Regions from separate parts of the Mus musculus genome. Here region 1 is linked to region 2. Evidence: chromatin loops called from intact Hi-C (ENCODE). Cell type or tissue: gastrocnemius. All regions are shown on one strand. Links, peaks and the distances in the headings refer to the core of each region. The heading gives the core; the rest is flanking DNA.

The links. A loop is a pair of places that touch in the nucleus more often than their neighbours do. Peaks named below come from ENCODE experiments on the same cell type or tissue, not always from the same donor. Only the 100,000 strongest peaks of a DNase experiment are listed, where the experiment ranks them.
Region 1: a loop joins it to region 2, with 2.9 times the contacts of the local background. A loop is called at or near these places in 3 of 42 quality-filtered maps.

The regions. Positions count from the first base shown.
Region 1 is chr2:52,032,571-52,045,354 of GRCm38, reverse strand. It overlaps Tnfaip6 (tumor necrosis factor alpha induced protein 6), which reads right to left and starts at 7,242. Exons shown (of 6, transcript NM_009398.2): 1 at 7,086-7,242; 2 at 1,489-1,626. The coding sequence starts at 7,179. In gastrocnemius, for the core only: no CTCF peak of the experiment used is centred there; a DNase peak (open chromatin) is centred at 7,293; H3K4me3 peaks cover 2,360 bases; H3K27ac peaks cover 1,905 bases.
Region 2 is chr2:51,974,333-51,987,116 of GRCm38, reverse strand. No RefSeq gene overlaps it. Among named protein-coding and RNA genes, the nearest start is that of Nmi, 7.5 kb to the right of the region's middle. In gastrocnemius, for the core only: no CTCF peak of the experiment used is centred there; a DNase peak (open chromatin) is centred at 5,314; H3K4me3 peaks cover 1,019 bases; H3K27ac peaks cover 1,065 bases.

The DNA.
Region 1 (12,784 bases), core at 3,005-11,004, 57 kb before region 2:
AGACATGGTTAATAGCCTGGTGACCTTTGCACTAGCTGCATGGCTGAGACTACAGACCCTATTGTGAACTTGTCAATCTATAGACCCCATCTTTATGGGAAATATCACATGTACTTTACAAAGAATTTCCATGTAGTCATATTTTATTGTGCACACAGAATTGGGTTAATTGTTATCAATTGTGATGTACTTAAAATACGCCTAAAGCAAATGACTTGGGGTCAGACTCCCGAAGTCTAAACCAACAGCAGCTACTGAGTCCTGTTGAACCAAACTACTTTCTTGCCTCTCTTACATCCTTACTCTGCTGGCTGTGGTAGTCAGAGACCCTGCACTACTACTAGGTAAATTGATTTGTAAAATTGCATGCTTTAATAGCAGAGGAAATCAACATTAACATGCCAAGAGAGACAGGACAATATTTAAAGGTGTACCAATTACAGTAACATTTTGTTTTGTTTTGTTTTGGTTTGGTTTGGTTTTTCGAGACAGGGTTTCTCTGTATAGCCCTGGAACTCACTTTGTAGACCAGGCTGGCCTCGAACTCAGAAATCCGCCTGCCTCTGCCTCCCAAGTGCTGGGATTAAAGGCGTGTGCCACCACGCCTGGCTCAATTACAGTAACATTAACACACAGTGTTTCAATGATACCAAGGTAACTGGGGTAGTATTTTCCTTTGGTGTTTATTTTTAGATTACAGACCCTCTATCTACCTCTTTCTCTCTCTAAGAAATCTTGAGGACAGAGAATTAAGAAGTGTGTTGTGCTGTGACTTTGTAGCCCCTCCCCTTCATAGCTGCAAGGTAAGTCTGTGGTCCTGCTAAAACTTGGCTCAATGCTATGTCAGGAGTCACATGGCCTAAGTGGGGCTAAATCACATGAGTGGAGCTTCCGGGCACACCATAGAAATCTATGACAGTTTGAAACCTCCCTTTGTTCCTAGGACTCAAAGACCTTTTCCATCAAGGCCCATGTCAAACTATACATGTTGGGTATCTCACTTGAAGCTCTCTGCTAATGAAGTCCCTTTCCAGGTTTTGAAAGCAAGTCTTTTTGACCGCTCTCCCCATGTCTGTCTTTGTCTCTCTCCCATAAAGGCCTCATCTTACTTCTTGTTCTCCCGATTTTCAAGTCTCAGTCACGTTTTTCTGCAGCCCCTGATGGTGTTGGGAGGTTCTCTCTCCTAATGAAGCTCCTTCTGATGGATAATTTCATGTCTGCTCCTCACCCAAACTCCCTGTATCTCTACCATGACTTGTATTTTCTTAATTCTCACTGGATGGTGCCCAACCCTCAGGAGATGCTGTTACCAGGAACTTCTGACTTTAGGCAGAAGCAATGAGGGAAGCCCAGATATTCTCATCACATAGAGAATGGTCCCAAAGGGCTTGAGAGAAAAATTTTAATAAGAGTTATGGAAATGGGGGATTTCCCCCCTCCAAGTCCTCTAGAGTGAATAAGAAGAAAAACTATTATCAAATCAGTTACCAATTTTTCTGGCTGCCTCTAGCTGCTTGTAGGTTGCGAGACGACCACCTTCAAATTCACATACGGCCTTGGCTTCGGCGTAGGTGAGCTTGTATCTGCCAGCCCGAGCTTCTCTGTGGTATACGCCCGCTGCTTGTTCTGTGGATTATAGAACCTCATCAATGCACTATTATCCATTCTTGTGGAACAAAGGAAATTTTGCCCCAGCGGGAGGATTACATCAGATAAATGTTCTTGGCAAAGAAATTTCTAGGTCAGCTGCCACGGTAGTTAAGTTTTTATTGTTAGAAAGCTTTGTGGGGGTTGGGGAAAGAATGAGGGAGAATTTTAGGGGGATATAGGTTGGACACGTAAAGACTGGAGTTTAAATAGTTTCTGATAGCATGAAAGAAAGTTTTAAATACAGCATCGTATTGTATTTCTAGACTAACCACAAGTAATACAGTCTTGGTATTCCTTTGGCTTTAGGAAGATTTTTGGGGGGGGAGGGGGGTGAGTTCAAGGCCAGCCTGGTCTACAGAGCTAGCTCCAGGATAGTCAGGGCTACATAAAGAAACCCTGCTTGGATAGGACCATAGTAGATGAAGGAAGTTTAGAAGGTAAAATAAGCCCGTGAAAATGGAAGCTCACAAAGAGGGAGGACGTGACTATATGATTAAGATGATATAGCTGAAGATTTAGTAAAAAAACTTAAACACTGTGGGAAAATCTGACAGAGTCCTCAGCGAGCAAGTAGAGCACTAAGGAAAGAGATTTGAACATGCCTGAGAGAAACCCTGGCTCCCTTCTAACCTCTTTCCCTGACTTGTTTGTTCATGTGTTGTTCCCAGCATAGTTTAGGCGACGGCAAGTCACACACACCCTGCCTTCCAGTGGGTCACTGTTTCAGTGAACTGTTTGGGGACTGCAGTGATGTCTCCATAGAAACAATGTGAAGAGGCTCCCCGATGATGGTCACGAGTTTATCTCCAATAGTGCTGATAGAGCCACCCAGTGGTCCAGCTTCCTATTCCTATTTGTATACTGATCTGTCCCGTTGGCCACTGTGGAGATGTTTCCAGGGAATTCTTGAATGCCTCAGCACATAAGACACAGATCCAGAAACATGTCCTGATTCAACTCATATTTTTTTTTTCTTTTCTTTTCCTCAAACTAATGCCGACTCTGCCACAGCGTGACGGGAAATGGTGCTGGCTGTGTTTCATGCTTTTCTAGACTCCAAGGATCCAGCTTTCCTAAATTAGATGGTAAAAGCCCATTGCTTAGAGAAGACAACAGTCAATTGACTATTTTTATTCACTCGCTTATTTTGAAGCAGGGTCTCCTGTGCCAGGCTGGCCCCTAACTGGCTTTGTAGCTGAGCAAGTCCTTGAGCTCTGTGATGCTTGCCTTAACTCCTGAGAGCTGGGGTCACAGGCATAACACTTAGTTTTATTAGGTACTGGGGAACCTGAGCAGATTTTTTATGCATGTTAGACAAGCTCTACCAACTGAGCTTACATTCCATGCTTATGGACCAGAACATGCTAGCAACATCAGCTCATCACCAGTGGAGATCATTTCCGCCTTGTAAATGACTCGTGGTCCAGGTTCCTTCATGAGGCAAAGCCTCTACACGGTCATTAATTTCCTCACTCACTGAAGCCTGAAACTTGATGAAATGTCCTAGGTATTGTGGACCAGACCCTGCTGTCCCCTCAAAGAATTTAGACATGCATGAGCAGGTAACTAAAGTATAGTTACCTTTTTTAAGTTAATTTTTAAATATATGTGTATGCGTGTTTTGCTTTTTTCTCTGCATGTTTGTCTGGGTACCACATGTGTGTCTAGTGCTTAAGGAGTCCGGAAGACTGTATTGAATCTGCTGGGATTAGAGTTACAGGTGATTGTAACCCTGCCAGGAGGATTTTCAGAGGAATACCCATCCTCTGAAAGATCAACCAATGCTTTAACTAAAGCCATCTCTCCAGCCCTGTCTTTCTTTCTTTCTTTCTTTCTTTCTTTCTTTCTTTCTTTCTTTCTTTCTTTCTTTCTTTCTTTCTTTCTTTCTTTCTTTCTTTCTTCCTTCCTTCCTTCCTTCCTTCCTTCCTTCCTTCCTTCCTTCCTTCCTTCCTTCCTTCCTTCCTTCCTTCCTTCTTTCTTTCTTTCTTTCTTTCTTTCTTTCTTTCTTTCTTTCTTTCTTTCTTTCTTCCTCATAGGGTCTTGGTATATAGCCCAGGCTGGCCTAGAACTTGTGATTCTCCTGTGTCAGCCCTTTAAGTAGGAAAATTAAAATGTGCCACTGGGGCTTGGAGAGATAGCTCAGCAGTTAAGAACACTGGCTGCTCTTTCAGAGAACGAGGAGATTCCCAGCACCCACATGTCAGCTCACAACTGTCTGTAACTCCAGTTCCAAAGGATCCAACACCCTCACACAGACATACACACAGACAAAACACCAGTGCACAGGAAATTAAAAGATGCATGCCACCACACTGAACTAAGTATTTTTATCTGAGACACTATGCCTTTTGCTAAAGAAAAAGGATGCATGCTTAATTTGATTATTTATTATGAACATTGTTGCTAATTTAAAAAGTTGAAATCTATCCATATTTCAAGAATTTAGAGTAAAAAAAATTCTATACAAAAAATTGCACAAATTATTTCAATGGATGACAACTCTTCTTCAAACTGTTTTTCTTAATATTTTACTCCAAACTTGAAATACATTTCTGGGGAGAGGTCAACAAAGAGTTTTAGAAAATAATTTCAAACTGTCTTACCAGTAATTTAAAAACAAGCAGGCAAGTAAAACTGTTGGAAACTGGTGGCGTGTGTCTCGGTAATATGATACTAACAGAAGTCACAGACTTCAGGGGCTATAATTTCAGTTTGTTAAATGTTTCTATTCTATTTTGCCAAAAGAGCAAACATATAGAATTCTCGATATTTGACTATTTAATTAGTACAGTTAGTGAAATAATTTATGATGAGGTCTCACTATGTAGCCTATGCTTACCGTGAACTCTCTATTGTCCTCCCTCAGCCTCTGGAGTCTTGGTGATTGCAGAACTTCTTCCTCAGGAACAGGTCTATATGAAATTGTTTTGATTGTTTGCTCTTTTGTTTTGTTTTGTTTTGTTTTGTTTTGTTTTGTTTTGTTTTCCTGAGACAGGGTTTCTCTGTATAGCCCTGGCTGTCCTGGAACTTACTCTGTAGACCAGGCTGGCCTCGAACTCAGAAATCCACCTGCCTTGTGCCTTCCGAGTGCTGAGATTAAAGGCATGCGCCAAACACTACCTGGCGACTGTTTGCTTTTTTGAGACAATGTCATTTTCTAGCTCTGGCTGACCTGGAACACACTATGTAGACCAGGTTGGCCTTGAACTCACAGAGCTCCATCTGCCTCTTAAGTACTGGCATTAAAGACATGCACTGGCATACTTGATTCTGCCCAGATAATTATAAACAAAGCCTTTTATGTATGTATTTTTTAACTTTGAATGTTAATTTATTTTGAGGCAAGTTTTTTTCTGTGTATTCCAGGCCAGCCTGAAACTGCCAAGAACTAGAAGTACAAAATCAGGACCATTATTATTTTAAAGTATTATCTGTTATTTAAAAAAATATTTATAGATTTAGAATTTTCTGCTATCATGACAAAACTTAATACAACAAAACTCTAACTTTTAAAAGATACATGTGTCTAAAACTATTTTATTCATTTTTCTCTTCTGCTATTTAATTTTTAAAACTGAAAAAAGGGTTTTTTTTTGTTTGTTTTTGTTTTTGGAAATGACAACAGTGGACTGTAGGCTCTGCCTTGTGCTGCTTTTTTTTTGGGGGGGGAGGAGTTAAGTAACCTTGCAGACATCACTACTTGAGCCTCAGTTTCTTCATCTAGAAAATGGGAACAATGATAGCAGTAGCCACCTATCAGGACCTTATAGTATGCCTTTTGCAGATCCAGGAGGAAGACAGAAAATAATTGATCTCTGTCTTCAGTGTTCAGTTTCGAGACCCACATTGACTGATTTCTCGTGAGTCTGTTCCTTTCTTGGTGAGTTGCCGTTAAAGAAATTAGAAGTCACAGAGTTCAAACGTCCTGTTCTTCACAGTTGTTACCAGATCCTTCCCTTTGAACCCAGCTCTCTTTTCTCCCTGAACAGTTTCTAATATTATATTGACCCAACCAACTGTAACCAATTTGTGCTGGGCTGACTAGTCAGTAATTCGTCCCAGATTGAAGCATTTGACAGGGTCTCAAGCCTCTGTGCTGTGCTCCTCACAAAGGCTGGGCTCGCTTCACTCCACCTTCAGGGCAGAACTGCTTTTTACTCAGGTTTACAGTTCTGTAGCATACACATTCAAAACATTACAAAAACAATGACTTCAAATCACCCCAACCCAGGAGAATTTGACAGCCTTTCAAGATCTCCCCACATGACTTCAATTCCTACCAGCTTTATGGTGTTTCCCCATTTCTGACGAATGTGTCTGTATTACCTCAGTTGGATTGCATGTACACGTCTACCAAATTTCAGAGCCCATCTTGACCAAATGGTCACACTGCGACTAGTTTCGGCTCAAGTTGGAAAAAGAGGCGGCAGGGCTGTGCATTTCAAATCCAGCTAATGAGATCCTCATGGCTGCAGTTTCTACCACAGAGAATACTGCTGAGAGGGAAAAATAGTCTACAGCCATGTGTTGCCTAGCAAGCAAAAAACCAAGATCTAGGTTGATTTTGCTTTGTCTGTTTTTTGTTTGTTTGTTTGTTTGTTTTGTTTATTCTGCACAAGAATAAGATGATCCCTCCAACAAGCAATCAAAAAAATTCTCTACTAAATACAATAATGAACAAAATGTAGCATCCAACTTAAATGATAAGGATTCAAGTGTTGTTCTGAGTGCTATAATGGGAATTCTGAGTTTTCTGTGTTAATATTCATTTGCTGGTCTTTTGTTCATCTTCAGCGTTTAGCCCAAGTCATTCCTTACACTTAACAAAAACAGCAAAAAGAACTTTCCCCATTTAACCAAAGGTCTAGGAACGTACTCCCATGACAGAAAGAGCCAAACCTGATGAACGTACTAAAAAGGACAAAGCATTTTCATCTTCTTTCCTGCACCAGCCACACTCGAGCCTTGTTAGAACAGTTGAAAGACAGAAAAGTTAAGCTGTACCCTGTAGCTCAGAGTCCACAGAGCTCAGAGATGCTGCAGGTCAGCCTGCATCATCTCACCTAAAACCTTACTGCCAGTGCAGTGGGAAAACAAAACAAAAACGTTATAGTAGTGTTTTAGTTCCATAAAGAAATACCCACCAGTCAGCGACCATATCTGCTTTGAAATCTTGAAATATATTTTTACAATGTTAGCACATCTTAACCTCTTTTTTGTTGTTGTTGAACAATATATTGTATAAAAGGATAGCCTTCAATTTTAAAAGAAAACTTTCTTTGTTTAATGGCATGCCAGTCACTGTCTCTCTAAAGTATTTTCTGTGAAAACACCAGCTTTGAACACACTAGAAAATTTCACTCCTTCCATTCAGTCCTCTATGATGTCAATGGATCGATATTCCCAACATGAAGCTCGCGAGTGAAGTTTCTTACCAAGCCATATGGAGTTATGAAAGATCCCGTTCTTGAATCCCCATCCGTGAGCCTCTTCCCACAGCAAGACGCATAAGCAAAGGAGGACGACCATCTCTTCGGTTGCAGAGCCGGTTACAATGTCGGGGCTGCCCACACGAAATTCTCAGAGCAGCGGCTGGAATGCGGCTGAAACATCTGGTTTCCACATCTTTTAAATAGTTTTTTTCGGCTGTGAGGTCAGCATGTATTCTCCAATGGCACTTTCCGTTGCGGAGTTACACAATTAGTTCAGTGTCTGAAGCAAGCCCTCTGACTCATTTGCATTGGCAACCAGAACGGAGGGCGGGGGATGAGCATCTACGTTTTAAAGTCTCTTTCTCAGAAACAAGTTCGTTTATTTCTGTCAGTCACCAGCACTTTTCAGTTAGAAAGTTTGTGGCGTTTGTTGCAGATTAAGAAGCGGTAAAAAAAAAAAAAAAAAAAAAGCCGAACTCCAGCGGAATTCTCTGAGAAATCCTGAAGGTCCTGTTTGAATTGTTAATTTGGGAGTCTGTGACTTGACCCTAATCTTCGTGGTCTTGAGTGTGATAGTATCGCTTTAGTTTTTGCTATACATTGCCAAATAAGTCTGTGAAGATTTATAACAAAGGTACAAAGGTGTATGTAGCTTGGCAAACCCAGCAAGACAGGACCCCCCCCCCCCGTAAATACACCAGTTTTGAGAAAAGGAACCCAGTTTGAGAGTCTTAGGACATTCTTGGACTATCTAAATATTTCGCTATGTTAACACAAGGCGTATTTTAAGTAGTTAGATACTAGCAGGTTTGAAGGACTCCTGCGGGGTGGGGGGTGGGGGGTGGGATGGCTAGACTCCTTACAGTCATAGCCTGCATGAAAATAGGCGGGAGCTCTTCACTACTGGTCAGAAGAATAGGATTTCGGTCATATTTCTGGTTCTGGGGGTAGACATGGCATCCTGAACTGCCTAGAAAGTCAGTCATTAATGGGTAACTAAGCCTGACTCTAGGAAATTTAAGATTACTATGTAGCAAGATTACTATGTAGCAAGAGGCTTGTCTGATACAGACCAGCCAGGCCCAATGGTACGGGACTGTAATTGCAGCAGGCCTGACCTACAAAACGGTCTCTTTCCAGAGATGCTTATGTGCCCACCCACTCAGCCTGTCCTCATGCCTGTCACTCTGGGCAACTTAATGAGACTGTCTCAGAATAAGAAAAGGAGACCGACTGTGGGAGAGGGAGAGGGGGAGGGGTACGGGGAGGGGGAGGGGGGAGACAGCTCAGCGGTAGAGCATGCCTATAACATGTGTAAGATCCTAGGTCCAATCATCAGTACCAGGCAGACACAAAGATATACCATACCATCCTCTTTCCTGTCAGAATCCACACAAACAGGCTCATCAATCATTTGAACACCACAAAGCCTCTCAGAAAAAACATCTGTTAAAAAAAAAAAAGCCAAAAAGCAAACAAAACAAAACAAAACAAAAGCCCCATGCGGATTGTGGTAGTAGTATCTCTGAACCTTTTGGCTATTGTGTACTATTTCTTTTGTTGTTGTTGTTTTCTTGGCGATAGGATCTCCGTCTATGTAGCCCCGGTTGTCCTAGAACTTGGCTATATAGATAAAGTTGGGCTCGAACTCCCAGAGGTCAACCTGCCTCTGCCTCTATCTCTGCCTCCTGAGTGCTGAGATTAAAGGTGTGTGCCACCGGGGCATCTGTGCCACCACAGCGGGCTCCCTCGCACCCTCAAGGGTGTGCTGTACTTGGTAGTGAGTTCTGCCTATTGTATACATGCTGGTGCTTCTCCTGAGTTCTTTTGCCATCGCTCACAAGTTGCGGAAAGAAGGCACCAGTCAAACATTCTGGTGACAGGTAGATGATGATGAAGTTAATGCAAGTATGGCCCAACTTTCCTAGATCCATTGAACTTGTTCGAAAATGATCAAAGTATGAGATGATCTGGGAAGGTCAGCATGCCTTCCAGCCCCCCAAATTCCCCTTCCCCACAAAAATGCAAGACGCTTAGGTGATGTGTCTGCTCACATCACACTGTTATAGAGGCATTTCCTGATGTTGGTTGATAGGCACTTTATGTAGCTTTCCTTTTTCTTGCTGCTCAGTCTTTGCTACTTAGCGTCTCTATTCCTATTTTAAAACATATTTTTAGATTTTGTGTGTGTGTTGCCTCATGAATGCCCATGCATAATGTGCATGAAGTGCCTAAAGAAGTCAGAAGAGAGCATCAAATTCCCTGGAACTTGGATGGCATATGGTTGTGGGCCATCTTGGTGCTGGGAACTAAACCTGGGTCCTCTGTAAGAGCAGTAAGTGGTCTTAACCACTGAGCCGTCTCTGTAGCTCCAGCTTCTCTACTCTCTCCCCTTCCTTCCTTCCTCCCTCCCTCCCTCCTTCCTTCCTTCCTTCCTTCCTTCCTTCCTTCCTTCCTTCCTTCCATTGTTTGTTTTTGTTTGTGACAGGGTATCTTTGTATCCTTGACTGTCATGAAACTCACTCTGTAGACCAGGCTGGCCTTGAACTCAGTGATCTGCCTGCATCTGCCTCCAGAGTGCTAGGATTAAAAGCATACACCACCGTGTCTGGTTATGGAGACATCTTTTTAGTGAACATCACAGGCTTATCCTGGTCTCTTCTTTTTTCAAAAGGGTATGGGGTAAAGAATTTACTGGACTCTTATCAAGCTACACCCATAGTTACCAGAATTTGAAATGTTTGACTTTGTGACATAGCAGATGAGAGTGGGGGAGGGGGAAGCTCACTAATTAGTTTGAGTGTAAATTTGGTGCCCACGTGGGAGAGGCTATGGAAAACCAAGGCACGGTCTGTGAGTATTGGATGAGTAGGTAGTTGTCTCTGGAAAGTGTAATCACAGGAGTATTTTTAGTTTGTGGCTTAAGGAGCAAATGCAGTCTGACTTCTGCACTGCTGCAGGAGTGTCACAGCCTCCCCCATCACCGTCACTTTCTTTGGTCCTGTCATTTTAGCATCTCTCTCAAATATCTCTTCTCCCCACTTACCAAAATTCCTCTCAGAAAAGCATCTGCAAGTAAATAGCAACTCATACCCTCCAGGGCGCTCTGCATTTTAAAGATGCTCCAAGGACAGAGGGTTCGAGTCATTTTAACGTGGAAAAACTTCATGCAGTGCTCTGATGGATTAATGTAATCTTAGCTGATTTCTTGCCTCCCCCTCATAATAGCCATACAGAACATAAATATTTCTCTTACCTCTGAACAATATTTGACCACCCTGTTCCTCTTCTACCCTTGAGGGAATAGGAAACAAGGACTAAGTCTGCCATGATGGTAACATATAATCCCAGTATTTGGAAGGTAAGAGGCAGAGGGATGCCAAGCCCCAGGCAAGCATGAACACTGTGGCCAGACACTGTCGCAAGCAACCAAACAAGCAATGCGTAAGGATGTGGGCTCTGGCTTTGAGAATGTGCTCAATTCCTTCATGGAAGAAATGATGAATAGGGTTATATATGGAGAAGCTGTAGGTGGATAATTGGGAAGGGAGTAGAGGAATGTTGCCAACCCACTTAATATGGAAACTGCCTAAGAAATACCCAGTTCCTGAGACATACTACTCAGACTCCGAAATATAACATAAAACGTCCTCTCAAGGCCAAGAGACATTACCAGTTAAATCCTTTTGCATCTGCCATTACTGGCTGGAAACCCAGCCAGGCTGCCTTTTGTATAGGAAGCTGTCTTCTGGCTTCTTTTCTATATGACTCTCACTCGTAAGCCCACATAGCCACTGGATACTTGAAAGCCTAGAGTGGCAGTTCTCAACCTGTGGGTTGCAACCACCAGAAAACGCATTTCCAATGGCCTTAGGAACCCCAACCATAATTATTATTATTTTTTTTGTTTCTATTTCATGATTATAATTTTGCTACTGAGCAGCATCTCATTCCTAAGACCATCGGAAATATGTGTTTTTCCGATGGTCATGACCCACAGGTGTAGAACCATTGTCCTAGAGGGGAGTGAGGAGCACACACAGGTAAGTACTCAGAATCTGAGCTGATACCGTGGCCCAAAGCTATCACTCTTGTAAAATATTTGAAGGAGAAAGTAGATAGATAGATAGATAGATAGATAGATAGATAGATAGATAGATAAAGTTAAAGCAGAATCCAGACATTCAGCAGAAAGTGAGAAGGAGGTATTTTGAATCCTTTTTCCACATGGGCACTCTCAGCGGGGCAGTGTGTCATGAGCACTATGTAGTCTTAACTAACAGGTCAACATCTCCATGGCTCCCTCATGCCCAACTGCATCCTCTGCATACAAAAATCCCATTGCAGCACGATATGTATGGTAGTGCTTGCCTATAAGACCTCTCTTACCTCTGAACAGTATTTAACAACCTTGCTTCTCTTCACTTGGGAAGCAGAAGCTGGAGTCTCAAGAGCCATCAAGGTTTTCAGGTTATCTTTGGCTATGCAACAAGTTCAAGACCAGTCTAGGCTACATAAGACTATGACTACAAAAGAAGAAGGAGGAGAAGGAAGAGGAGAAGGAGAAGGAGAAGGGGAAGGAGAAGGAGAAGGAGAAGGAGGAGGAGGAGGAGGAGGAGGAGGAGGAGAAGGAGAAGGAGAAGGAGAAGGAGAAGGAGAAGGAGAAGGAGAAGGAGAAGGAGAAGGAGGAGAAGGAGAAGGAGAAGGAGAAGGAGAGGCAGCAGCAGCAGCAACAGCAGCAGCAGCAGCAGCAGCAGCAGCAGCAGCAGCAGCAGCAGCAGCAGCAGCAGCAGCAGCAGCAGCCAGGCTTGGCAGTACTTGTTTTTAGTCCCAGTCCTCAGGAGGCAGAGACAGGCAGATCTCATGAGTTCGAGACCCGCCTGGTCTACAGAGTGAGTTTCAGGACAGCCAGGGCTACATAGAGAGACCCTATCTCAATATGGGAGGGAGTCCCATACTTCTCTGTTGCTGTGGTAAATGCCCTGACAAAGAAACATAAGGGAGAAGCACTTGTTTGGGCTCATAGTTCAAGGAGTCAGTCCATCAGGGTGGGGAAGCCACAGCGGCAGGAGCTTGAGGCAGCAGTTCATGCTATACCCACACTCCACAGCGAGCCCCAGCACCCCAGGATCTAATCTCTTTGAAAATAGTATTAAGTCATGTCATATTAGTCTCAAGGGAAGCCCTGATTGTAGAAGGTCGATGTCGTGACACAAAGGGGAAATTGGGACACAGGTAGCATATCAAAAGGAAGCTATGAAAAAGGAAGGTGTGAAAAGGGGCGGGGCATTGTGAATGGTACTTCCAGACTTGGTACTGTCACAACAGATGTGACAGAAGCACCGAAGGGAGGAAGGAAGGAAGGAGGGAGGGAGGGAGGGAGGGAGGGAGGGAGGGGAGGGGAGGGAAGGAAGGAAGGAAGAAAGGAAGAGTTTCCTTTGAATATAGTTCCAGGATCATACAGTCATGGTGGCGGAGGCTTGAGGCAGCTGACCAATCATCTTGTGTCTGTAGTCCAGGATCGCAGCTCAGAGAATGGTGACTTCTGTTAGCGTGTGTCTACCACTTCAATTACTCTACACTAGATAATCTTCTGGCTTGCTCTTCTGTGATTCTAGATCGTATTAGTTTCCTCAGCGATTGCATCCTAGTTCACCTTTTCTTCCTAAACAGAAGTGAGCACACCCTCAGAATCAGAGCTG
Region 2 (12,784 bases), core at 2,221-10,220:
TCTCTTCGCTCTCTTCCTTCCCTGTTGTACCTGAGCCCACCCTGACCTGTCACAGTATTTTTACTGTGTAAATGTGTCCATGTGTAAGGACCGATACTGCAACATTTGGAATGACGTAGAGCGGACCTTCTCCCTTCCAGACACTTGGGTCAGACACTTTGGTACATTATCACTATTGCCATAGTAGATAAAATGGGATTGTCTCTGAGTCATAGCCCCCAGTCACATACACTCTCCCTCATGTGTCAGCAGACTGATGCAATCTCTTTGGTGATTTTCTGGAAAACAGTGACTTTTTTTTTTTTTTTTTTGTAATACTTTGATTTGTAGCCAACAAATCGTAGATGGGCTGTAATCTTCATAAGTACACACTGAGCTAATTTTTTTTTTGTTGTTTTCTTCTCGAGTTCTCCTTAATAACATTTTCATCATAGCAGCAGGATCCAAGAAGTTTCAAACCATGGAAGCCAATCCAAAGATTAAAAACATATAAACCATTTTCTCAAGTAGTGAAGGCAACCGGAATGCAATCTGAGAAAGTGTCGTTTTTCTATTCTTTCATGTTTGCACCACGGAAGAGAGATTTCCCTGTAAATAAGCTCTCTTCTTTCTTCCAGAACAGAGTCAATTACAAAGAAGCCTTTTTGAGAGCCTCTGCGAATGGAAATCCTGTTTCTTTGACTCATCCGAGTAACTCAGTGTGAATCGATGCCACAAACTCTGGTGGTGATGATCTCACTGTTTGAGGTATCATGTCTACAACGTTAGTTTACATAGTAAGGCTGTCTTCTCTGATGAAACTCCTCCTGTCTGAGAGCAAATTGTTGCTGCCGTTTAATAAATCCTCCCTGTTAGCTGTGACTCACTCTGCACTTTGGTGTGTGGTACCTGTGAGTTAAGTCAACCAGGAGAAGACGGTCTGGCTCCCGGTCATTACTGGTGTTTGTCGTTTAGCATCTGTGAGTAGAGCAGGAGAGAGTTACTGAGATGCAGCCGTAAGATAGCAGCATGACACTTTAGGAGAGGTAGTGGCCATGGCCAGGGCCTAGATTCTGCTTTTCTGTCTCCACGGTAAGGCCACTTACTTAGACGCAGTGCTCCAAGGGGTGAACAAGAACAAGTTCTTCTACAGTGTCTCCCTTACTGCAGCCAAGCTAACATTAACATCAGCTTGTACTAAGTGTTTTAGTGCTGTAAAACATTACTCAAGCTCCAGTTCTTAGCTTAGGTTCCAAACGTCTATGGTTGGCACAGAGATAAAGACGTTTCAGGCAGTTTTGTGGATTTGTGGCTTTTACTAGGAAGAGAATGCATAGCTCACATCAGAGATTCAAGAATGCCACAGTTTTGCCTTCTGCCATAGGTGATCTTCACTGTCTACTTGAATTTAGAGTGGCCATGGCAGCATATGGCTGGGTGTGTCTGTGAGGGTGTGTCAGGTTCCATTCAGCATGGAAAACTCACCCTGAAAATGAACAGCACCACCCTATGGTCTGTGGTCCTGAGTTGAATAAAAAGGAAAAAGTGAGCAGATTGCCCACTCTCATCTCCCTGTTTCCTGACATTGGCACGCAGTAGCCAGCCACCACCGGCTCCTGCCGTCATGCTTCGCCACCCTGACTCTCCTTCAGAGAGAGAGGATATATCCTTGAACTATAACAAGTCATAACAAGCCCTTTCCTCCAGAAGTTGCTGAGTCTGGTGTCTTTGCCTCAGCAGTACTCGATGTGACCGGTGCCTCTTCTCAGTGATTCAAGATGACGTAACTGGGATATCCGTAGTTTCTAATTATTTACTCAATTTGTTAAAAGATAAACGATATGAGCTGGATCTAGCAGCTCACCCGTCTAATCCCAGCATTAGGAGGCTGAAGCAGGAGGATCACCACAAGTTTGAGGGGAGCATGGGCTACATGGTGAGTTTCAGGTCAGACTGGATTACAGAATGAGATCTCACCACTATTACCACCCTCCAAAACCAAGAAAGAAACACAAAATGCTTAGAGTAGGGAGTGAGTGAAGCCCAGCATGGACGTGTGTTATTTGCCATGGGAACATGCCCAGTGTCCAGAAAGGGTTCTCTGAGGCAGGCCATTCTCTAGCTTGCTGGCTGAAGCCATTTTGTACGTAGGCTGCAACTCACTATGTAGCACAAGAGGGCTTCAAACTCATAAAAATTCTCCTGCCTCTTCCTGCTTAGAGGGATTACAGGCATGAGACACCATGCCTGGCTAGATAGCACCACTCAGAGGGTCTGGCATGATGCTGGGGCAACACCACTATAAATAAGAATGCGATGGGTGTTCGTTGAAAGCTTGATTGTCTGAGCATTTGCTGAAGTATATATAGGAAGGGCAGAAGTGGGGCCTCTAACAAGGTGGGAAGGACAAGGGGCTTTGTTTGTTCTGGAGCTGGGTAGCTGACTTAGTCAGGGTTTATATTCCTGCATAAAACATCAGACCAAGAAGCAAGTTGGGGAGGAAATGGTTTATTCCCTGGGCTGGATTCTATAAGAAAGCAAGCTGAGCAAGCCAGGGGAAGCAATCCAGTTAGCAACACCCCTCCATGACCTCTGCATTAGCTCCTGCTTCCAAGTTCCTGCCCTGTGTGAGTTCCTGTCCTGACTTCCTTTGGTGATGAACAGCAATGTGGAAGAGTAAGCTGAATAAACCCTTTCCTCCCCAACTTGCTTCTTGGTCATGATGTTTTGTGCAGGAATAGAAACCCTGACTAAGACCGTAGCTATCTCTGTTGGGTTCACAGGAAGGAAGTGATGGATGCTACAACCAGAAAGGCATGTTTAGGCAGCCGATCATGGTGACAGAGGTTCTTGGGACCAGGAAAGAGCATACTGAACACTCCATGTTTGGACGTTATATATTGGCTGCCATCTGTAAGTGGAATAACATGATAAAAGCAGAAACTTTAGAAGGATAATCTTCCAAGGTGAGCAGGATGAAAGGAAAAGGGGTGCCCGATGTAAACTGGCCACCATGCGAAGCTCTGTGGCAACAAAGCAACCAGCCTTGGATTTCAGTGTAAGGGTGTGGGGAGGAAGGCCACTGCCCATGACATTGGGAATAAAATGGCACCGAATGGCATTTCTCAGTTGCTCTCTTAAGAACACTGGGCTGTCAGGTCACATTGCTTCTGAAGGAGGGCAGATTTGGTCAGTGGTCATGCATGCAGAGGCTGAGTGGAAGCAGGGAAATAGCACTGTGCTGTGCTGGGTGACTTCAAGGTGTCAGGCAGGATGTATTGATCAGATGGAAAAAAATATATCTAATCCAATTACAGAGAGAGAGAGAGAGAGAGAGAGAGAGAGAGAGAGAGAGAGATCTCAGGCTTTTTAATTTGATTTACTGAATTTAAGACCAGCAGCTAACCAAGTTAAGTCTTGGCAGCCCAGTAGCTTTGCCTATCCACATTGCACAACTACAGTGCACACCAGGGGAGCTGACTCAAGACCCAAACTTCATTAAGTCATCTAGTTATTTTCTCCTGTACCTCCTGTACAACACTTACCCATTTCAACTCTTCCAATCCTAGCTTAAACCTGGAAAACCATCGTAATGCTAGGCTCAGGTTCTGTACCGTTAAAAGGGCCGCTAGCGTTCTGTGTCTTACTGGGACTCAGATTTAGTGCTCTGCACACACCAGCCAAGCGCTGCTTAGCCGAGACTAAGCATGTTAGCTTACTTAATCCTCACAAAACAGAGCCCACAAGATGACTCTGTGGCTAAAAGATCTTGCCTTGCAAAGCTGGGTAACCACATTCAGTCCCCAGAACCTCCGTTGAAAGAAAGACTTCATTCCTAATAGTTATTCTCTGACTTCCACACCAGTGCCATGGCACACACTTGCATTTACACACACACACACACACACACACACACACACACACACACACACACACATACACAAACACACAAAAATAAATTAAAAAAATTAAAAAATCTCCACAATACCCTATATTATTTAGGTGAACATAATTTATAATAATAATAACATTATTATTATTATTATTATTATTATTATTATTATTTTGCTTTAGTTTGGAAGTGCCACTGAAAACCCAGGTTTTCAGCCAGTAGTTCCATGGGGGGAGATATGGAACCTATAAGAAATTAAGCCTTATGTTAGGAAGTTAAGTCACTGGAGGTGTACTTTGAAGAAGACGTTGACCCAGGACCCTTCATCTCTGTGAGTATTGGCTTTGAGGAAGTGGTCACCTTTGCTGTGTGCTCTCTCTACCTTGAAGTTCTGACTTGCAGCAGTCCAGAAAGTAATGTGATCAGGCGACCATGAACTGCCTCAGGATCCACCAGGCACCATGTCAGGCTTACACCCCTCTCGGAGTTGATTTTCTGAGGCATTTTGTCAAAGCAGTGTAAGATTAACACCCTCCTGGTTGAGGACTCTGAAAAACTGACTTTCAGAAAGGTGCGAGGAAGTATAACGAGCAGTGCACTTAGAAAGGTGCGAGGAAGTATAAGGAGCAGTGCACTTAGAAAGGTGCGAGGAGGTATAACGAGCAGTGCACTTAGGTTTGCTGGGCCCTTAGGAGGTGCCACTTCCACTGCATGTCTCCAAGGTCACAAAGCCACCAAGCCACCGAGGTCGGAGCAGCGAGTCACGGAGTTCTCCTGGCATTCTAAGGTGACGTAGTTTCTGTCACAAGCTAACTTCCTGGTGTGTTTGCTTACCCGCTCAACTCTGAGTGCTGGCATCAGAATCCAAGCTCTTAGCAGAAGATTGAAGAACAGTGGGGGTCAAACGTCCCCGAAGGCAACAGTGTTTCCCTTTCAGTTTACAAAGTCAGCAAGAGATAAAATCTGGAAGGATACTTCTGTGTTTTATTTTCTTAGGGGATGAAGTTTGTTTTTATTTATAATTTCCCTGGAGGAGTTTCAGTCCTAAGGGGGATAAATTAACACTGGTTTTATAATATCAAACATCATCAAACTGCCCTGTGCAGATATCATGTTATTAAAATGTGCCCTGTGTGTGAGATCATTTTATCTTGTTACACTGCACACTAGGGCAAGCTGCTCAGAATCAATGGAAATGAATAATTAATTAAAGAGAAAAGAATATTCCTTTTAAGTTCCAAGATACATTAGTCTTGTTCTTCTTCCCCCTGGCTTCTCCCTACTTCCTCTTTCCACTCTTCCGTCATTGTAAACCATTCACCCCCTTGGTTTATTCCTTCCTTTCTGGCTCAGAGTAGCCACAATGTCGCTCAAAAATGCAGGCAAGGAGCCAGTCCTGAGGCCACAGGAAACCAGGACCGACGCTGTTCTTCCCTCAGGAAAAGGGCATCGTAGGCTCCGAGAAATAGCCCCCTTCCCACTGATGGATCCACCGCCAACCAGGCTGGCCGACAGGAAGAAAGCCCTGGGGTTTCGGGCCAAATCGAGGCAGGCTTCAAACACATTCTTCCCATTTCCTCTGATTCTTTGCTTCAGCGAGACACAGCCTGGTTAAGCTGAGGGAAATAAAAAATCCAGCACCGTTCACACTATCTGGGAACCTTAGACCTGAAGACTCTTCAGCTCAAACCTATAGGATCTGCATAGATATTCTAGCAGGTCTGCCATGGTTGTCTGGATGCTGAAGTCTGAGAAGAGTTGGTCTGCAGATGTCTTCTTGCAAACAAATATCATTTTTTTTCTTTTCTTAAAACCATGACACATACTTGAAAGGAAACAAGCAGAATTAAGTATACTAAAATATGAATTACTAAAAAACTGTATCTTTACATGTAAAGTTTACTGACATTAATTAGAAAGCAAATGTAACTTAGATTAAAAGAACGTTGAGCTATTTCTTCTGTTTTATTTTTAACACTGAATTGATTAATGCCTTTCTTTTCCGAAACCATTGCTATCTCTTGCAAGTTCTGTTCAAGACAGGAAAGTGATACTCAGGAAAATAATTAGAAACATTTCTCTAACACATATCCAAATATGGTCTCTTGGCAATTTCTAGAATATAGCCCTGTAGGCAAAGAGAAATGACAAAAATCTGAAGGAAAAAAAAAAAAAAAGGACAACTGAAGATTGTCCAGCAGAACAAGTCCTTCAATGTTTATTCAAGTTTAAAACAAAACAAAACAAAACAAAACAAACTCCGCTCATTGAGAAACTGCAATGATTAATTTACATGCTCTACTTGATTATATTCCATGTGTGATTTTTGTAGTTAAAAAAGAAGAACCTTATACGTTATATTTTCCCACTGTTTTTTGGAGACAATGTGTCCCTTAGCTCAGGCTGGTCTGGAGCTTTTTATGCAAAAGAAGACGACCTCCAATTTCTATTCCTCCTGCTTCTATTAGTCAAGTGCTAGGATTATATGTGTGCATCCAACCCAGAGCACGGGACATGCTCAGCAGAGCAGGAGACTTTGGCAACATTTTCAGATTTTCTTGATTTTGTTTTATAGGTGGTTTCCCCAGGTTTGGGGGATCAAATTTTACATGTATTAGGGAAGTGCTCTACAGCTGAGCTGAATTTTGGTCATCTACATGAGGCTTAGTAGCAGTCTTAGTTAGGGTTTTACTGCTGTGAACAGACAAGGACAACATTTAACTGGGGCTGGCTTACAGGTTCAGGAGTTCATTCCATTATCATCAAGGTGGGAGCATGGCAGCATCCAGGCAGGCATGGTGCAGAAGGAGCTGTGAATTCTACATCTTCATCTGAAGGCTACTAGGAGAAGGCTAGCTCCCATGTAGTTAGAAGGCTCTTTAAACCCCCATTCCCCACAGTGACACACTTTCTCCAACAAGGCCAAACATCCTAATACTGCCATTTCCTGGGCCAAGCACATTCAAACCACCACCGTACTTGATATCACATGAGATTGGGTATTACCTGCTGTTTACTTTGGGTCTCAGGTTGGTAAGCCTCGGTTTTTCCCCTTTACAGTCTGCATACACTTTAACAGCACAGAATCTTCTGACTGATCATGGGTGCATATCCATGACCCAGGAAAGATTTAATAAGATGAAGCCTGTTAGTTACTCTTTAAGTTTATGATTATTATTTCACTAGGCCTTATTTATTTCATTACATTTGATTTACTTTATGATATTGCTATTTTATATTTGCTTGCATAAATTTACTCACAGAAGTCAACATAAAATCTTACATTGAGCTTTAACATTAGGCTCAGATCAGTCAACTGATGCTGTGGCATCCAATTGGTAGACAGAAATAAATCACCACACAGCAGGCACTAATGTAGTAGATTCTGCAGGATATTTGATCACATTGTGAACTCTGAGATTGTATTGTTTGCTGAAAAAACTTGGTTCTAGTTGTGGTGTGGTTCAGCCTTAGCACATACTTTAAATCCCTTTGGCTAGACTATAGCCCTTAGTACATACCTTTAATTTCAAACTATGAAGGTAAACTTAGTTTATAGAAAAAAAGCACCCATGTTTGAAAGTGATATCTAATTGAGTGGCAGGCAAAGTGATGAACCAGAGAAAGATTTAACAAAATAGGATATTTTCAACTCTCACAAGGACAAAGAGGAAAGAGAAGTGACTTGAGAAAGAGAGTAGGTGGGGTAGCAAGAGCAGTTTTATTGGGACAGTTGTACAGAGAGAGGTTACAGAGAAAGAACAAGCTAGACACAGGTGAAGACAGAATGAGCCAGAGAGTGAGAAGGAGTCAGAGGACTAGAGCAAATTATCAAAAGTTAGTTTGAGAGCAAGCAGAGCAATTCAGTCAGAAGCTGAGAGAAGCCAGATTGAACCAGTCATCTTACAGAGGAATTTTGAAAAGCCAGAAGAGCTGAATTGAACCAGTCAGCCTGAGTTCAGAAAGAACTAGAAAGGGTGAACTTATTCAGCACTATGCCTCAGAGGTTGAAACCATCCTAGACCTAGATAAGATAGTATGGAGGCGAGAAGCTTCCAGAACTAGGCCTACATTAGCAGACAGGGGTAGTAAGCCTCAAATAGGACAATTACATCAGGTGAATAAAGGTTACTTTTACAAGATGCAATCACTGTGTCAGTAACTGCAGCTAATTCAAATGAAACAAAACCCCACATTGCCTTGACAGTGCTCCTCTAGGTAAGAGAGACAGAACAACAGAGATATACTGGAGACATTGAGAGAAAGGAGAATAAGAAGCCAGGTGTGGTGACGAAGACTCGTGATCCCAGCTCTTGGGAGGGAGAAGTAGGTGGATCAGGAGTTCAAGGCCAGCCTTGACTATAATGTGAGTTTTAAGACATCCTGATTTATATAACACTTCTTCTAAAAGAAAACAAACAAACAAACAAACAAACAACAACAAAACAACAACAAAAGCAAGACAAATCAATGGGGTTGGCTGTGTAGTTGAGAGTACTTGCTGTTCTTCCAGAGGACCTGGGTTAAATTCCCAACACTCATATGTCTGCATACAACCATCTATACATCCAGTTCTAATGAATCTAGTTCCCTCTTCTGGCTACCACAGGCACCAAGCATGTACTTGGTACCCATGTTTGCATGCTGGCAAAATACCCATACACTTAAAAAAAAAAAGTAAGAAAAAGGCCATGTGTGGAAGTGCACACCTTTAATCCCTGCAACTAGGAGGCAGAGGCATGTGGCTGTCTGTGAGTTCCAGGCCAGCCCCAATCTCCTTGTGGAGTTCTAGACCAGCCAAGGCTATACAGTGAGACCCTGTCTGAAAGGATGTAGGGAGGGAGATTAAGAAGGGTAGTATGATGTTAATGATTTCTGGAGAGAGAGAGTCAGCTTTCTTTAAGGAGGTGGCTCCTGGTAGGTTGCCTGCACTAGATTGAGTAGTCCCATTCCATAAATATGTAGGCAGAAGACATTTAAACCAGTGGGCTATTAAAAAAAGGGGAGAGAACATGAAAATGAGAAGGATGTATTTGGGAGGAGTTAGATGAAGGAGTTGAGGGGACTGTGATCAATACAGTGTATATATGTATAAAAATTTCAAAAACAATACAAATATTATGTTTATGAAAAGAATGATCTGGTCATGGCTGTCAGTCATCGAGGCTCGCCATGGACAGGGTGTATGTCCTTTGACATACAGCTCCCTGAGCTCCATTTTCCAGATGAGAACACTGAGTCAGGGAGACTTTGGCCATTAAAATTGATACTTAAACCAATATTTATTGTGGGAATTCACATGTGCCGTTGCAGAGTGGCACTGACTACTGCTGGCCACCACACATAAGTTTGGACAAACAACCAATGTGTACATATGCAGTAAAGTTTTTTGCAAAGACACTGCCTGGCCCGGGTATGATGATGAGGCTTTGAGAGTATAACCAATCAGATGTGAGACATGCAAATGAGGTATGATAATGAGGCTCTGTGAGGTACAGAGAGAGAGAGTAGCCAATCAGATGAGGAACATGCAAATGAGGCGTAGTGCATAACCAATCCAGGTGTGAGACACGCCTCTCCTAGGCCTATATAAGCAGCACCAGTTCTGGGCTCGGGGTCTTTTCGCCTCTGCAATCAAGCTCTCCCAATAAACGTGTGCAGAAGGATCCTGTTGCAGCGTCGTTCTTGCTGGTTGAGACCAGCGCACGCAAGAATTTATCTCTGTTGCTCTGTCCATCTGATAGAGTAAAGCATTTTTCATACCATTTATACATTGAGATCTATAACCTCTTGATACAAAGATTACTTTGTATCCCTCAGGGTCTTGCACAGAGCTGAGTTTCAGTGCCCACAATCCCCAAGGATGAACCACAAATTGGGTCACCATGTGACTATTCTTGGCTCTGCTCGTCTTTTCTGAAAGGAAGGGCATTAAATGATGGGGATCAAGTTACCGTCTCTTGGTTTGCACCCCCTTGGAATTGTGTTGCTTTCTAAAATGTTCCATATTCTTTAGCTCATTTGGTCTAACAGAACACCACTCATTGGTGGACCTCATAAACGATAGAAATTGATTCTTTATCAAGTTGGAGGCTGGAAACTGAAGACCTAAGTGCTACAAGATTCAGTGTTAGGGAGTGAAGATAAGTAATGCTTTTCCTGACTCACAGATGTTACTTTAAATGGTAAAAGGGGCCAAGAGTCTTTGGGGCCTGTTTTATAAGGGTGCTAATCTTTCTTATTCATATCGATTTCCTTAATTTAATCCTCTGCCAAGGACCACAACCTTAATAATGCCAACTTGAGGGGAGGGGTCAGAATTTTAACATGTGAATCTTAGGTTATACAGACAATCTGTCCATTGCACAGGCTTTGGAGATTTTTCTCTTGATTTTCTTGTCTCAGTTCACCAACTCTACTTCTGAGAACCAATATGCTCTTTACAACTTCCGTGATGGAAACTGCCCTGCCCTCCTCTCTGCCTTGTTTTCTACTCTTCCTGTTCTCTCAACTCTGTATAGCATACATTACACTTTGTAAAGGCCCCCCTCTGCTCCCCACTTCTCTGTAGTTATGGACTGTGTGGGGAGAGTTCATTCTATTTGGTGAGGGAGACAGAGGTGTTACAGAATATCCATCTATGTTTGTGAGATTTTCCTGTGATACCTAAGCTACAGATGTTGTATTCAGTGAGGACGAGGCAGACACTTTATATACATTATCTGGTGGAATGTGATAAGGAGTACTCAAATGCTCCAGCAGAAATTTCCCAAGGTTTTGGGGCTGGGGTTGTAGCTCAGTAGCAGAGAAATGGTTTGGAACATATAAAGACCTAGGTTTGCTCTCTAGTACTGCAAAAATAAATAAATAAATAAATAAATAAATAAATAAATAAATAAATAGTTATCTAAGATTTTAATACCTGTTTCTTGAAAAGAAATGTTTGACTATAGTAGTCTGCCAAATTCCAGGTTGAGTAAAGTAAAATTATTCTTATAATTATTCACTGTATCCCTGTATTAGTTACTGTATTCCCGGCTGGCCTAGAATTTGCTAACTAGACCAGGGTGTCCTCAAACTCACAGAGATCTGTTGGCTTCTGATTCTTGGGATTAATGGTGTGTACCACCATGTCCAGGCTAAAGTTAAAAAATTGTAACGTGTGCTTAATTTTCCCCTGCAGTACTCCTGAGACTCTCAGTAGGTTAGTGGACACTATAACTCTCTAAAAGGAAACCCAACATGTAGCATTCCCTAATCACATCTAAAGACATAGTTTATAAATGAGTTATATGTCTTAGGGTTTCATTTATGTGAAGAGACACCATGACCAAGGCAACTCTTATAAAGGACAACATTTAGTTGGGGCTGCCTTACGGTGTCAGAGGTTCAGTCCATTATCATCATGGTAGGAAGCATGGCAGTGTTCAGGCAGACATGGTGCTGGAAAAGGAGCAGTTGAGAGCTCTACATGTTGATCCAAAGGCAGCCAGAAAGAGAACGACTCTTCTTCACTGGGCAGAGCTTGATGAGCATTAGGAACCGTCAAAGCCTACCTACGCAGTGACACGCTTCCTCTGACAAGGCTACACCTCCTAATAGTAGCACTTCCCATGAGCCAAGCATATTCAAATCACCACAGCAGGTAAAAATGTTTGACGACTTAGATCCATCCCAGAGCCCAGATAAAAAAGCCAGATGCAGTGGCCCACTGATGTCTGTATTTCTTGTACTCCCACTTTTTGGTGGGAGGGAAAGATGGGAGGGGATCATCTAGAAGCTCCCGTGGCACCTGGCACCGTCCCCCTCGTCCCAACACTGACAAAAGCAAAGGATGGTTGTGTCTCAAAGTCTCCTCCCCACCCATCCCTTAGCTTCTCCTTAAGTCTACATCAGATTAGATCTTTGTGGTCATTCTTATGCCTCCTAGTATATATCTCCTTCCAAAACAAGGATAAGGACAGGATGAAAAATTTACTAAATAACTCATTTTTTGTCCAAAGACAAAAATTACAACTATTTTAGTTTAAAAACCAAGTTGACTTTTTGTGATTCTAGAATCAGAGTCTGACAAGTTGGGCAGATACTTGTTTCATAGATCAAAAAAGCAAGGGGGTGGCTGAAGAATGTACCCCCCAAAAACACCCAAGCATGCTGTTAAAAAACACATTTTTAGATTTATTTTTATTTAATGGGTTTGTGTTTTGTCTTCATGTATCTGCATCTCTAGTCTGCCCACAGAAGCCACAGAGGGCATTCATTTTCTGGAACAGAAGTGACAGCAGGCTGTGTGGAGCTGGGAATAGAACCTAGTGTCTCTGCAACAGAAACGAGTGCCTTTAATCACTAAGTGATCTCTCTAGCACCCCAAAGGCCGTTTTAAAGATCTTGTGTTGTAAAGGTTAAAGCTATTATTCTGCCGTGTAGAACTGGTTTGCTTAGGGACTTGGCTGTGACTTCTCAGCTGATTTCTCGGAACAATAACTTTCTTTTTGGCAACCTGGGATTTCAGCATAAGTGACTTCGCTTTTGCTCTGGAACTCAGTCCAAATCAATGACTTCTTATGAGTTTTAATTGACATATTCATGGTCCTGCTCAAATTCAGAAGAAAACCTAAGTAATACTCAGACCACTTCTTTCTTTCTTTTTTTAAAAATTTTTTTAATTAGGTATTTTCCTCATTTACATTTCCAATGCTATCCCAAAAGTCCCCCATACCCACCCCCCCCCACTCCCCTACCCACCCACTCCCCCCTCCTGGCCCTGGCGTTCCCCTGTACTGGGGCATATAAAGTTTGCAAGTCCAATGGGCCTCTCTTTCCAGTGATGGCCGACTAGGCCATCCTTTGATACATATGCAGCTAGAGACAAGAGCTCCGGGGTACTGCTTAGTTCATATTGTTGTTCCACCT